Linked DNA regions of Homo sapiens: region 2 is linked to region 1. The links are chromatin contacts, found by Hi-C or POLR2A ChIA-PET in ENCODE. All regions are on one chromosome and are shown on one strand. The core of a region is the stretch at or near the end of the contact, and the rest is flanking DNA. Distances in the headings are between cores, read along the strand shown.

Region 1 (6,561 bases), core at 1,526-4,025:
GGGGGGCCGGGGATTCTGGAGGGGGTAAGACAGGGGGAAAAGCTGGGAGCTTTGGAGCCAGACAGTCCCGAGTTCAAGTCCTGCCGCTGCTTCAACCAGCCGAGTAACCCTGCGCAAACAACCTGGCCCCTTGGTGTTGCTCGTGGGGCCTGATAAAATTCAACTCTTAGTTGCTCTGAGACTCCCATGGCATTATATCTCCAAAGGTGCCAGGCGTGGTGCTGGGCACCAAGGTGCTTTCCATCCCTTCCCTGCTAGGGGATTCCCTGAGCCTCCACAGTGGGAGGCCCTTTACCACCTATGACGCTGACCACGATTCAAGCAACAGCAACTGTGCAGTGATTGTCCACGGTGCCTGGTGGTATGCATCCTGTTACCGATCAAATCTCAATGGTCGCTATGCAGTGTCTGAGGCTGCCGCCCACAAATATGGCATTGACTGGGCCTCAGGCCGTGGTGTGGGCCACCCCTACCGCAGGGTTCGGATGATGCTTCGATAGGGCACTCTGGCAGCCAGTGCCCTTATCTCTCCTGTACAGCTTCCGGATCGTCAGCCACCTTGCCTTTGCCAACCACCTCTGCTTGCCTGTCCACATTTAAAAATAAAATCATTTTAGCCCTTTCAAGACTCTTCCAGTTACTGGGAAAAAACCCTAGAGGGCAGAGCAGGGACACAAGTTTCAGCTCCATTCAGGGAAGAATTTCCTTCCAGTCAGGAAGATGGAAAGGACAGCCTCTAAAGTAGTGAGGCTTCTGTCTCTGGAGGTGTGCAAGACAAGGCCAGAGGGGCATATAGTGGAAGGACTGGAGGAGATTCAAGCATCCATTGACAATTTCCTGAGGCTCTCTGGGTCCTGCAAGTGGATGGCTTTGTGGCAGGAATTGCACAATTGCACAGCTTTTTTGTTTGTTTGTTTGTTTGTTTGTTTTTGAGACGCAGTCTCGCTCTGTCGCCCAGGCTGGAGTGCAGTGGCACCATCCTGGCTCACTGCAAGCTCTGCCTCCCAGGTTCACGCCATTCTCCTGCCTCAGCCTCCCGAGTAGCTGGAACTACAGGCACCCGTTACCACGCCCGGCGAATTTTTTGTATTTTTAGTAGAGACGGGGTTTCATCATGTTAGCCAGGATGGTCTCAATCTCCTGACCTCATGATCTGCCCTCCTCGGCCTCCCAAAGTGCTGGGATTACAGGTGTGAGCCACTGCGCCCGGCCGCTTTTTTTTTTTTTTTTTTTTTGAGATGGAGTCTTGCTCTGTCGCCCTGCCCAGGCTGGAGTGCAATGAGCCAGAGGGGCATACAGTGGAAGGATTAGAGGAGATCCAAGCATCCATTGACAATTTCCCGAGGCCCTCTGGGTCCTGCAAGTGGATGGCTTTGTGGCAGGAATTGCACAATTGCATAGCTTTTTTTTTTTTTGAGATGGAGTCTTGCTCTGTCGCCCCGCCCAGGCTGGAGTGCAATGGCACGATCTCCACTCACCGCAACCTCCATCTCCCAGGTTCAAGTGATTCTCCTGCCTCAGCTCCCAAGTAGCTGGGATCACAGGCAGGTGCCACCACACCCAGCTACTTTTTTTTGTATTTTTAGTAGAGACGGGGTTTCACCATGTTGGCCAGGCTGGTCTCGAACTCCTGACCTCGTGATCCACTCATCTTGGCCTCCCAAAGTGGGATTACAGGCATGAGCCACCGCCCTGGCTGGGAATTGCACAGCTTTCTCAGCCTGTCGGTTGCCCATGCCTGTCCTTTGTAAGTTGTCTGTTTTCCACTCCAGCCTCTGTTGCAGGCCAAGTTCTCAAACTCTACCACTTCCTGCCTATCTCATTGGGTGTCAGTTCGAATCCAAGGTCAAACCAAGGAAGGTACCTTTTTCTTCCACAAGGCAACAGGGCAATGAAACAGCCATTGAGTAGCATTTAAGCAGTTTATTTGCCCAAAGCCACATTCTAGTAAGTGGCAGAATTAAATAGTTAAGAGTCTGACAGGCGGTCCTGGGTTTGCACCCTGCTGTCATGTGCTGAGTGATCCTGGACAAGTTATTCAACTTAAGTCCCCAGTTCTTGGTTTCAGGGTCCACTGAGGCTTCTACCAGGTTGCTGCCTCACTCATTAATTCACACAAGAAAGTTGGGGACTCTTGGGGATTTGAAGCTGAGAAGCTGCTGTAGTGCAAAGGGCTGGGGTTGACTCCTTCAAGGGGTGGCTAAAGAAATGTTTAGAGTTGTTTAGAGTAGGAAGTGCTTCTCAGGTCCCATGGCCACGTTCTGCCTAGAAGTCAAAGGTCAGCGGGGGTCCACAGCAGGTTGGGTCCTGGGGAAAGCAGCCCCCTAGTGACAGTTAAGGCTCAGATGCCAAGTCCCACTCCAGGACTGAAGGCTTTCGGGCAAGCGGCCTAGGGTGTAGGTTTCCCCCATCCCAGTCCCTCCCTGCCTGCGCTCACTGGGCCCGGGAGGACACCCATTGTTCATCATGCTCTGCGCACCCTGATGTCTCTAGAGAGCCATTCATTCAACAGATACCTGCAGAGCAGGGCCTGCATATCGAACCTTTTCCCTAGCCCTGGCCTCCTCACACATTTTATGTGCACTTGCTGTGAGCAGTCCACAGTCTTTGGCGTGCACAGGGGCACAGGCTGTTCCGGAAGCCGCCAGTCTCCAAAGTTCTGGCGGGAGAGAAGGGAGGGGAGAGGCTGAGTCTCAAGCCGCTAGGGAGCGGCTCTGCCCCAGGGCCGAGGGTGGAGCTTTCTGGGTCGGCCGGGAAAGGGCTGGGCTTAGCCTACAAGTGAAGGCAGGGCAGCGTTGGCGGGCGCTCCCTTGAGAAGTCCAGGTGGCGGGCACCTCCGAGCCGATTCCCAGGATCCCCCAAGTGGCTCTGAGCTGCCGATCACCGGATGCCCCAGATTCCTGGGACCCAATCCCGGATTTCAGAACCTCAGGACCTTGCAAGTCCGAGCTAGGATTTCTCCCTGGACTTTAGATTCCTGGAACGGGACGTCAGGCCGTATTCCGGATCCCTAGATCCCGTGGGAGATTCTCCGATTCCGAACGGATTCCAGATCCCAAGATTCCTGATCTGCCGGCCCAGGCTCCTGCCCCGCCCCCGGTTCCCAGTGCGCGGCGCCCCGCGCCTGAGCGCCCCCGCATGGCGGGGCCGTGTCCCCGGTCCGGGGCGGAGCGCGCCGGCAGCTGCTGGCAGGACCCGCTGGCCGTGGCGCTGAGCCGGGGCCGGCAGCTCGCGGCGCCCCCGGGCCGGGGCTGCGCGCGGAGCCGGCCGCTCAGCGTGGTCTACGTGCTGACCCGGGAGCCGCAGCCCGGGCTCGAGCCTCGGGAGGGAACCGAGGCGGAGCCGCTGCCCCTGCGCTGCCTGCGCGAGGCTTGCGCGCAGGTCCCCCGGCCGCGGCCGCCCCCGCAGCTGCGCAGCCTGCCCTTCGGGACGCTGGAGCTAGGCGACACCGCGGCTCTGGATGCCTTCTACAACGCGGGTGAGAGCGCTGGGGGCGGGGCCGGATCCGGGCGGGACTCAGGGTCCTGGGAGGGGACCAAGCCGGGCTCGAAGGCTCAAGGGAGGGGCCGAGAGGGGTACCGGGTCTAGGGGACTTAAAGTGAGCTAAAGCTGAAGGGCTTGGGACAGGGCCGTGAAAAAAGTGGGATTTAGGGGATCTGGGGCGCGGCCGGGCTCGGGACGAGACAGGGATCCGGGCGCGGCTCTAGGGCTCGAGGTTGGGGCTTAGGCACCCTTCAGTCGGAGCGGTGCCCAGCCAGCGGGGCAAGGATGGGGAGGGGCTTTGGAACTCTGGGGCGGGGCGGGGAGCGGCGCGGGGCTGTGGTGTCTCAGGGGTGGGGTTGGAGAACTCAGCCTCACCCTCAGGAGAATGTCACGCGGATCTCTTGAGGACAATTACTGGGAGAGGAGCTTGGACTTAGGGAAAGGGGCCGGGAGGCTGGAGTTCAGGAGTCCTAGCATACTATTTCCAAGGATCGGGCTAGGAGAGGCAAAAAGAGAAGCGAAGGGGCCCGACGGGACTGGATACTGGGTGAGGGAGCTTAGGTTAAGTGGCCTCAGCGGCCCAGAAAGAATGGGCGGGGAAGGGGCGGGGAAGTGGGCGGGAAAGGATGGCTCAGGGGCGGGGCCAGAAGGAGGCTATTCCCCCGCGAGTCACTCCTCCCTCCAGCCAGCCCGGATGCTCGGCCCCCATACTTACTTGCTTATGCTAGAGTCCAGTAGCTGTGCTTCCTGGATGTCCATGAAATCGTAGCCTAAAATGAAGGCTGACCCGACCACTCGGACACAAAGATACAATTATCGACAGACACAAATCGCATACATGTTGACTCATGCAGGCCCTAGCAGACGCTGTCACACACACAGATACAGTCAGACATAGTAAGCTATACATGTCACAGATATACACATACATACATTTAGGCACAGCGTTGTCTATGCACACTGATGGTAGCCCCTTTCAAGAGCCTGTGCTGAAGACCAAAGGGAGGGGACTTCTATGTTTGCGCAACTCCCACCTCCTAAATGGCCCGTAACAGACTCAACTGGTCCACAGCCTCCCTTCCCCCATGCCAGGTGCTCACAGGCTCTGAACCGTGGCCTGAGGGTCCCAACCCAGTGAGCCCAACTCCTCTCCTGCAACACTACAGAGATCAGTTCTGTGAAAGTGCCAGGGGAACCCTAAAAAGGGCCGACTGAAGCCCAAAGCAGAACCAGACCCTACTGGAGTCCCACAGCAAGGCAGGTCAAGCCAGGATGGACCCCGGCTCCTTCCCCATCAAGCTGGGCTTCAGGGATCAGCGCCACCCCCTCTGTGCCTGCAGATGTGGTGGTGCTGGAGGTGAGCAGCTCGCTGGTACAGCCCTCCCTGTTCTACCACCTTGGTGTGCGTGAGAGCTTCAGCATGACCAACAATGTGCTCCTCTGCTCCCAGGCCGACCTCCCTGACCTGCAGGCCCTGCGGGTAGGTGGCCTGGGGCTGGTGGAGGCAGGCACAGGGCTGGGGTAAGGCCTACACAGAACACCAGTATCTGACTGTCTGCCTCCTGCAGGAGGATGTTTTCCAGAAGAACTCGGTGAGCAGAATCCACCTCTCACTCAAAAGTGCCCTTTGACTTCCGCTATGACCTCTGACCTCCACTAATCCCCCTGGCCTCCTCAGTCACCTAACCCCCCACTGACATCCCAAGTATTCCTCTGTTTCCTGTTGCCTCCTCTCATGACGGGTGCCCCTTTCCTGCGATTCCAATTCCCACTGATGCTGACCTTTGATGCTCTCACTCCCCTTGTCTAGCCCTGTGCTGACCTCTGACCTCACTGATTCCTGCCTCCCTCCCACCAGGATTGCGTTGGCAGCTACACACTGATCCCCTATGTGGTGACGGCCACTGGTCGGGTGCTGTGTGGTGATGCAGGCCTTCTGCGGGGCCTGGCTGATGGGCTGGTACAGGCTGGAGTGGGGACCGAGGCCCTGCTCACTCCCCTGGTGGGCCGGCTTGCCCGCCTGCTGGAGGCCACACCCACAGACTCTTGGTAATGAAGGCCCCCAGGGAGGGTGCTCCAGGAGGGGGCTGGTGAGGGTATGGTGGGCTGGGGCTGAGGTACAGGCCCCACCATTCTCTCTCCCTGCCTCCCCTACCCTGGGCATCAGTGGCTATTTCCGGGAGACCATTCGGCGGGACATCCGGCAGGCGCGGGAGCGGTTCAGTGGGCCACAGCTGCGGCAGGAGCTGGCTCGCCTGCAGCGGAGACTGGACAGCGTGGAGCTGCTGAGCCCCGACATCATCATGAACTTGCTGCTCTCCTACCGCGATGTGCAGGTGCGTGGTGTTCAGAGAGGCAGTAGGGCAGCTGGCATTTGAGGTCAGACAAACCCAAGTTCAGTTCCTGGCTGGGCCACTTGCTCACTGGTGGCTTTGGGCAAATTATCCAATGTCTCTGAGTGTTGGCCTCCTTATTTGTTAGAGAGGATGAGCATGTCGCTGCCTCCTGGGGCAGTTGTGGGGTTGGGAACGCCCAGCATGGGGCATACAGTAGGTTCTCCCTGTGAGGTGTGTCCGCTGGGCCTGAGGGAGGCGTGCAGAAGATGGTGGCTGGGTGGGATGTCAGGAGTGGGACAGGACCCTGGCTCAAGGTTCCTTGGGGCCTGGAGGCCCATGATGCCAGTGCTTGCCGTTCCCTGATGCAGGACTACTCGGCCATCATTGAGCTGGTGGAGACGCTGCAGGCCTTGCCCACCTGTGATGTGGCCGAGCAGCATAATGTCTGCTTCCACTACACTTTTGCCCTCAACCGGTGAGTGGCAGAGCAAGGGTTAGGTCATAGCCACATAAAGGTTTCCGAAACCTAGGTCTCTGCGTGCAAAGCCATTGCTGTCTGGGATCACTGCTGTTCGGGGAATTTGCTGACCGGGGTCACTGATGTCAATAGGTCCCTGTTGTTCTGAGTTACTGCTGCCTGGGTCGGGGTGGGGGAGGTGGTGCTGCCTGTGGTATGGTCACCGCTGTCCAAGATCACTGCTCCTAAGAGTCATCGCATCTAGGAATCACTTCCATCTGAGGT
Region 2 (6,561 bases), core at 1,752-4,251, 590 kb before region 1:
GCTCATCACAAACCTTGTCCTGTTTACTTCTCACAAAAGCCCATTTTACAGATGGGGAAACAGGATCAAGAAGCTAATAAGGTCTGGGTGCAGTGGCTCGCGCCTGTAATCCCAACATTTTGACAGGCCAAGGCAAGAGGATCACTGGAGGCCAGGAGTTTGAGACCACCCTGGGCAACACAGCAAGCCCCATCTCTACAAAGAATTTTTTTTAATTAGTTGGACGTGGTGGTACAAGCCTGTAGTCCAAGCTACTCAGGAGGCTGACGCAGGAGGACAGCTTGAGCCCAGGAGTTCAAGGCCACTGTGAGCCATGATTGATTGTGCCACTGCACTCCAGCCCAGGCAACAGAGACCCTGCCTCTCTCTCTCTTTTTTTTTTTCTTTTTTTTTGGAGACAGAGTCTACATCTGTCGCTTGTCGCCCAGGCTAGAGTGCAGTGGCACAAACTCGGCTCACTGCAACCTCCACCTCCCAGGTTCAAGCGATTCTCCTGCCTCGGCCTCCAGAGTAGCTGGGATGCTGGGATTACAGGCATGCGCCACCACACCTGGCTAATTTTTGTAGAGATGAGCTTTTGCCATGTTCAGCAGGCTGGTCTCAAACTCCTGACCTCAAGTGATCCACCCACGTCAGCCTCCCAGACTGCTAGGATTACAGGCATGAGCCACCAAGCCTGACCAGACCCTACCTCTTTTTAAAAAACAAACAAAAAATTATAAGCAGCTAATAAGTACTGGAATGAGGATTTGGATCCAAACCTGAATTGGAAAGGCATGCTATAAAGTTGCCTGAGGCAGTAGTTCTCAAACTTTAGTGTGCCCAAGATCTCCTGGGGTCCTGTGGGCAAGAGGACATTTGCCTCTTGGGCACTTCTGGGCACAGGCCAGATGGAATCAGACTCTGCCTTGCCCCGGCCACACAGGGGAGGGGCTGGAGGAGGGTTAGATTGGAAGGAGGGATCCCATTTAAGAGGCTGGCCCTGAGTGGTTAAGGATGGAGATTGGGGCGGAGTTAAGAGAGTCCAGAGTTTGGACAGACAGGTCTGGGGTACCCACTGGCATGAAGAGTAAGTGGAGGATGCACCAAGGACCCTCCACCCAGAACTTTGCTCTCAGTTGCCTATTGGGAGAGAACCCCGTTCACTCATCACAAGCTCATTCACCAGACATGTACTGTCACTTCCCCTGGAAGGACACAAGAACACACTGAGGAGCAGGCAGGCAGGACAGGCTGGGGTTCTCCCTCAGCAGGAGCCTTTGCCTATGGTCCCCAGTGACCTAGCAGGGACCCCTGCCTCGGCCAATTCACAGGCAGGAACAGAGACCCATTTCCAAAGCCAAAGCTAGTACAGTCTGTCTGACTCAAGCTCAGCAGAAATATTGGCCACAAAGATGCATAAGGTAGTTACAGATTCACGGCTCATGGAGGCCTGCCCAGGACTTAACAACTGCACCCCTTCATGCCCACCCGGGGTTTTCTGATGTCTCTATAATCCCTCAGGCAAAACTGCCACATTCAAAGCTCCTCTCTTCCACTCCTGGAGACTCCGTGTGGCTTTGTCAAGGCCAGATCTCAAGAGTTTGTAAAAACGGATTCAAGAGCAGATCCTGGCCCTGGCCACCCCATCCCAACCCACACCACCCTCTGCCCTGACTTTGTCGCATGCCTCTGAGCCTTGGGTTTGTTTTCCCATCTCTACGAGGCTCCACCAGGTCCAAAAAGGAGCAGAATCCACACACATTTTCCAGGACCCAGCCTATGCCCAGCCCTGGCTGGCTCCATGGGCATGGATGAGTCAGAGGCCATCTCTGCCCTCTTGCTGGGTCTGGGGTGGGAAGCCAAGTTTCAGGGGGAAGAATACAACCAGGCAGACAGGGTGAGAGGCGGCCTTTGTGAGGGGCAAGCGCTGTGGTGGGGTCAGGGCTGCTGAAACTCCCAGGGAGGCCCAGGTCAAGAAGCCAGCTGAGGTTGCTGAGTGCTCACTCTGAGCCAGGGCAGTGGACAGATGTCATTTCACTGCATCTTCACCAAACGGGCAGGCGCTATCCCCATCCCAATGGGAACAGCAACCAAACAGCCCCACTGAGAGGTCAGTGACTTCCCAAGGCCCTGCCCATGCTGAAACATGGGATGCTGAACTGAGTCCGCAGCCCCTGCCATTACAGGCCAGGCACTGTGCGAGGCACTTTCTCATTCTTTCGCTCACTCTTCACAACAGGCCTGCCCGTCACACCTGTCTCAGGGTGACTACCTCCTTTCTACGCAGGAGGAAACTGAGGCTCAGAGAAATGCAGAAGTGAGGCGAGAGGGGGCAAAGCCAGAAGTGGATCCCTGAGAGGTCCGACTTCAAAGCCCATGCGCCTCCCTTTCTTCCCTGGGCCTCAGTTTCTTCGCCTGTGCCAGGAAAGCTAGGGCTAGAATGAAGGCAGTCTACCGGGATTCCCTTTCCGTAAAGGGCTGCACGCTCACCTGTAGGCCAGGCGCCCACAGGACTTGGTTCCCTCTCCCAGTCCCCTTCCCGGCATATGGCGTGTCACCTGTACAGGTGACCCAGCTGACGGAGGTGCTGGGCTCCGACACTCCTCCCCTCCCGGGGCGAAGCACTCACCTGTACAGGTAACCCAGCTGCAGGAGATGCAGCAGCGCCAGGCAGCGGCGCGGGGGCTGCGACCCGTGCAGGCCGGCAGGGTCAGCGCGCAGCCAGAGCCAGCTGAAGAGCTGCAGCGCCACGGAGGCCAGGCCCAGCAGCGCCAGCACCAGCGCCGCCCACAGGTAGCGGCCGCCGAGCGCATACTGGACGGCGGCCCACAGGTCGGTGCCCAGGTCGAGCAGGAAGGCGGCGGTGCCCAGCACGCCCAGGACCAGGTCCCGAAGGAGGGCGCCGCGGGACGACCAGGGCATGGCCCGCCGGCCTCCGCCCTCTCCTGCTCCTCCGCGGTTGGGGCCTGCCCTCAGGGCCCGGGGTTGCCGAGGCAGGAAGGAGGTGGGCGCAGCCCTCGGGGCGGCCCGGGGCCTGGGCCTGGTGGGCGGGACTTCCCCGTCCCGCCCCGTCCGGGGAGGAGCGAGGCCCGCGGTTGTCCCAGGTCCTCCGCCCGAACCCCAGCTAAAAGCCGCTCGATGCTCTGCTCCCGCCGCCAGCCCAGGGGTCCACCGACCCAGCCCAGCCAAGCCCGCTAGGCCTGAAGACCGACTGCCCTTCGCTTCGCAGGCTTCAAATGGCCTAGTTTTACCTTTGAGGCGCCCGGAGGCCCAAGAAAGCGAGAGGGCGGGGAGACTAGAGCCTGGACCAGGGCTGCGATCCCTCACACCTGTATTGTTGCAAAACAAAACGAAACGCAAAGGCACATTCTAATCCCTAAGTGCGAGACTTTGCAACAACGCGTGCGCCTCGATCCAGGGATACCCGGAGAGCACGGGGCCGCTGGGTTCACGCCAGCGATCCGAGTCGGGGGAGGGCGGGCGTTAGGTTCCTGCAAATGAGTTAACCTCATTTCCATACGGAAGGGAATAGAGGCCGGGCGCGGTGACTCACGCCTGTAATCCCAACACTTTGGGAGGCCCAGGCGGGCGGATCACCTGAGGTCAGGAGTTCGAGACCAGCCTGGCAAACATGGCGAAACCCCGTCTCTACTAAAAATACAAATTAGTCGGGCGTGTTGGCGCGCGCCTGTAGTCCCAGCTAGGAGGCTGAGGCAGGAGAATCGCTTGAACCCGGGAGGCAGAGGTTGCAGAGAGCCGAGATAGCGCCACTGCACTCCGGCCTGGGCGACAGAGCGAGACTCCGTCTCAAAAGAAAAGAAAAGGAACACAACACAGAATCAAACGCATGATGAGCTTTGTTTTGTGAGTTAAACATAATACGCAAAAGAAGTATGCTTGTAGGGGGGTCTTGGGTCGTCATTTCTTTTCTGTTTCTGGTTTGTTTTTGGAGAGAGTCTGGCTTTGTCACCCAGGCTGGAGTGCAGTGGCGCGATCACGGATGGCTGCAGCTCCTGGGGCTTCGCTTCCTGATTCGGTTGTCCTATTTCAGTTCACTCCTCAGGCGCGGAGGAAATGGTGGAAGGCCCAGCTCTGGGTGATCCTGGGCGCTGCCCCCGTTACCCGTTACCAGGAAGAAGGTGAGCCTGGCAGGTCACAGCACGAGCGTGCACAGGCCCAGCAGGGCCATCAGCAGCAGCGGGAGCTGGGGCACGGGCGTGGTGCCAGAGGCATACAGACAGGTGGTGTAAGCGTCAATGTCCACCTGGCGCATGGCACACACGTGCTGCATGCTGCAGGCCTCGTCGCAGACCCCAGCAGAGTAGCTGACTGAGTTATAGACGTAGTAGCGCTGCAGTGTGCTCTGGTCGCCAGCGATGCGGTCCAGCACTGTGTGCATGGAGTGGGCGCTGGCGTCCGGCACCCCATAGGCCTCGGTCAGCTGGTACTCGAGCTCCCAGCGCGGCGTCCCCTGAGCATTCGCCTGGCTCAGGTTCATGAAGTAGGTCACCATGTCCTGGAAAAAGGGTTTGGGGTAGACCGGCTGTGAGCAGTTGTCTGCTTCCATCCCCATCCTGCACCTTGCATTTGCCCCCAAGTTCTTTAGAGCAGTGACCATGACCACTAGTAGTTATTGAGCACTTAGCTGTGCACCCATTGTGCTTGGCAGACATCCTCTGAATCGAATGAGGTAACTGCGCTTATTACCTAGGTTTCACAAATGAGGAAACTGAGGCCTAAAGAGGTTAATTCACTTGGCCAGGGTCATACAGGTATTCATACAGGTATTCAGTGGTAGCAGGATTGGACCCCAGGTTTACCCCAGGTCCCACCATGCTAGGGTACACATAGAAGACGCTCAGTAAATATTTACATAATGAATAGATAAAAGCAACATAAAAAGAGCAACACTAAGCATGAGAGAGATTATGAACTGTAGACTCCTAGGACCCAGGTGCATGTTCACGGCTAGACTCTGCAGGGTTCATCAGTCCAGCGGGTTCCAGGTACATTTATGAACCTGCTTCAGGCCACTGCAGACGGGGTAAGAGGAGCTGCCCGTATGCATGGCCACTCTGTGCCAGGAACATTCCATTATTTCATGTAGTCCTCCTCAAACCCTGCGAGGTTCTGTTACTCCCATTTTACAGATGAAGCAAGTGAGGCACAGAGGTCAAAAGATCAAAAAGCTTATGAGTGGTGGAGCCAGGATTCAAGCTCAGGGCTGACTCCCTCCCTGAGGAGAATGGAGGGCCTGTTAGGGGGTGATGGTGCAGCCTGCCATTCCCCTTGCTCAGACCCTTGGAGTGCCCATGTGGACAACAGGCCACTCTTTAAACCCCTCAGACCTCTTCTTAATCTACCTTTACTAGAATCAAGGACCTGGGTTAGCTCATGCAGTCGTTGGCTTTAAATGTCCTCTCTCCACTCCCAGATCACATCTCTATCCTCACCTCTTCAAGCTCCAACTTGCCCCTTCCCTGTCCACTTTCACTTGATGCCATTTAGCCCTCCCAAAGGTAACAGGTCCAAAACAAGACCTCTGACTGACCCTCCGAAGCCTGATCACCCTGCCACTTATCTCAGTAATCGGCAGCCACAGCCTACCGTTGCACAGGCCAAGAGCCTTGGAAGCCTCCTGGATTCGTCCCTTTTTCTCACAGCTCATATCCACTCTAGCAAATCCTGCATCCAGAATTCATCTGGGACCTGGCACTTTTCACCATCTCACTGCCTCCACCCTGGGCAAGCTACTATCCTGTCATCTGGGATTTGTCCTTCCCTCCAAACGGCCTCACTGCTCCCCCACCTGCCCCTACAGCCTGTTCCCTGCACAGCAGACATGATGATTCCATAAAATTATAAGTCACAGGATTTCATTCTTCTGCGCAAAACCCTCCAAATCCAGAGTCCTCATGGAGGCCTGCAAGATCGGACCTCCCCTCCCACTCTCCCCTTGTGCCTCTTACTGTGGCCACATGGCCTCCGTGCTCTTCCCCTAACCTACCACGCACATTCCCACCCCGGGGCCTTTGACTTGCTGTTCCCTCCACCTCCCCAAGATACCCACTGGGCTCCCTCCCTCAATACACTCAGAACTCAAATGGCACCTTATGTGGACACTTCCCCTTCCCACCTATCTAACACAGTACACACCTCCCATAGCTGTCACCCTGTCGCCTCACTGTTTTGATTTTCTCCTTAGCCCTTCTCTCAGTACTATAATTAATTCTACATATTTATTGTCCCTCTCCTGTAAGATGTCAGGTCCAGGAGAGGGGTGACTTTGTTTTTAAATTTACATATCTTCTGAGATTAGAACAGGGCCTGGCCAATGGCACACACTTAATGCATTTTGTTGGATAAATAAAGGAATAATATTTTTCATCTCAACAACCACAAGCTCATCCTACGAGGTGAGGGACTGCCCAAAGAATTAGGGGCTGGAGCCTCGTCTGTGTACGGAAAATGTGGACAATGGGCTTGAAGTCAGACTGTGGGAAGCCTTGAGTACTAGGTCAAGGAGACACAACTTTATCTTGAAGGCACTGGGGAGCCACTGAAGGTTTTTGAGCAGGA

Evidence for each region. Hi-C counts contacts between places; a loop is a spot of excess contacts on that map. ChIA-PET counts read pairs that join two places held with the same protein, here RNA polymerase II (POLR2A). Pooled maps may share reads with other maps.
Region 2: a loop to region 1 is called in a pooled map, with 3 times the contacts of the local background. The contact joins the promoter of XKR8 here to the promoter of MAP3K6 in region 1. A Hi-C loop is called at or near these places in 1 of 50 pooled maps. POLR2A ChIA-PET finds 5 or more read pairs at or near these places in 2 of 52 experiments (CD8-positive, alpha-beta memory T cell and naive thymus-derived CD4-positive, alpha-beta T cell).

What each region holds. Positions count from the first base shown.
Region 1 is chr1:27,363,175-27,369,735 of GRCh38, reverse strand. MAP3K6 (mitogen-activated protein kinase kinase kinase 6) reads left to right here and starts at 2,775. Exons shown (of 29, transcript NM_004672.5): 1 at 2,775-3,478; 2 at 4,824-4,963; 3 at 5,052-5,075; 4 at 5,342-5,532; 5 at 5,651-5,819; 6 at 6,188-6,294. The coding sequence starts at 3,139. It overlaps FCN3 (ficolin 3), which reads left to right. Exons shown (of 8, transcript NM_003665.4): 8 at 259-626. The coding sequence ends at 500. RefSeq lists enhancers at 1,909-2,850, 2,851-3,794 and silencers at 3,047-3,156, 3,187-3,406, 3,477-3,526, 4,117-4,186.
Region 2 is chr1:27,956,413-27,962,973 of GRCh38, reverse strand. It overlaps XKR8 (XK related 8), which reads right to left and starts at 3,001. Exons shown (of 3, transcript NM_018053.4): 1 at 2,612-3,001. The coding sequence starts at 2,904. SMPDL3B (sphingomyelin phosphodiesterase acid like 3B) reads right to left here. Exons shown (of 8, transcript NM_014474.4): 8 at 3,822-4,498. The coding sequence ends at 4,136. RefSeq lists an enhancer at 2,497-3,060 and a silencer at 2,741-3,130.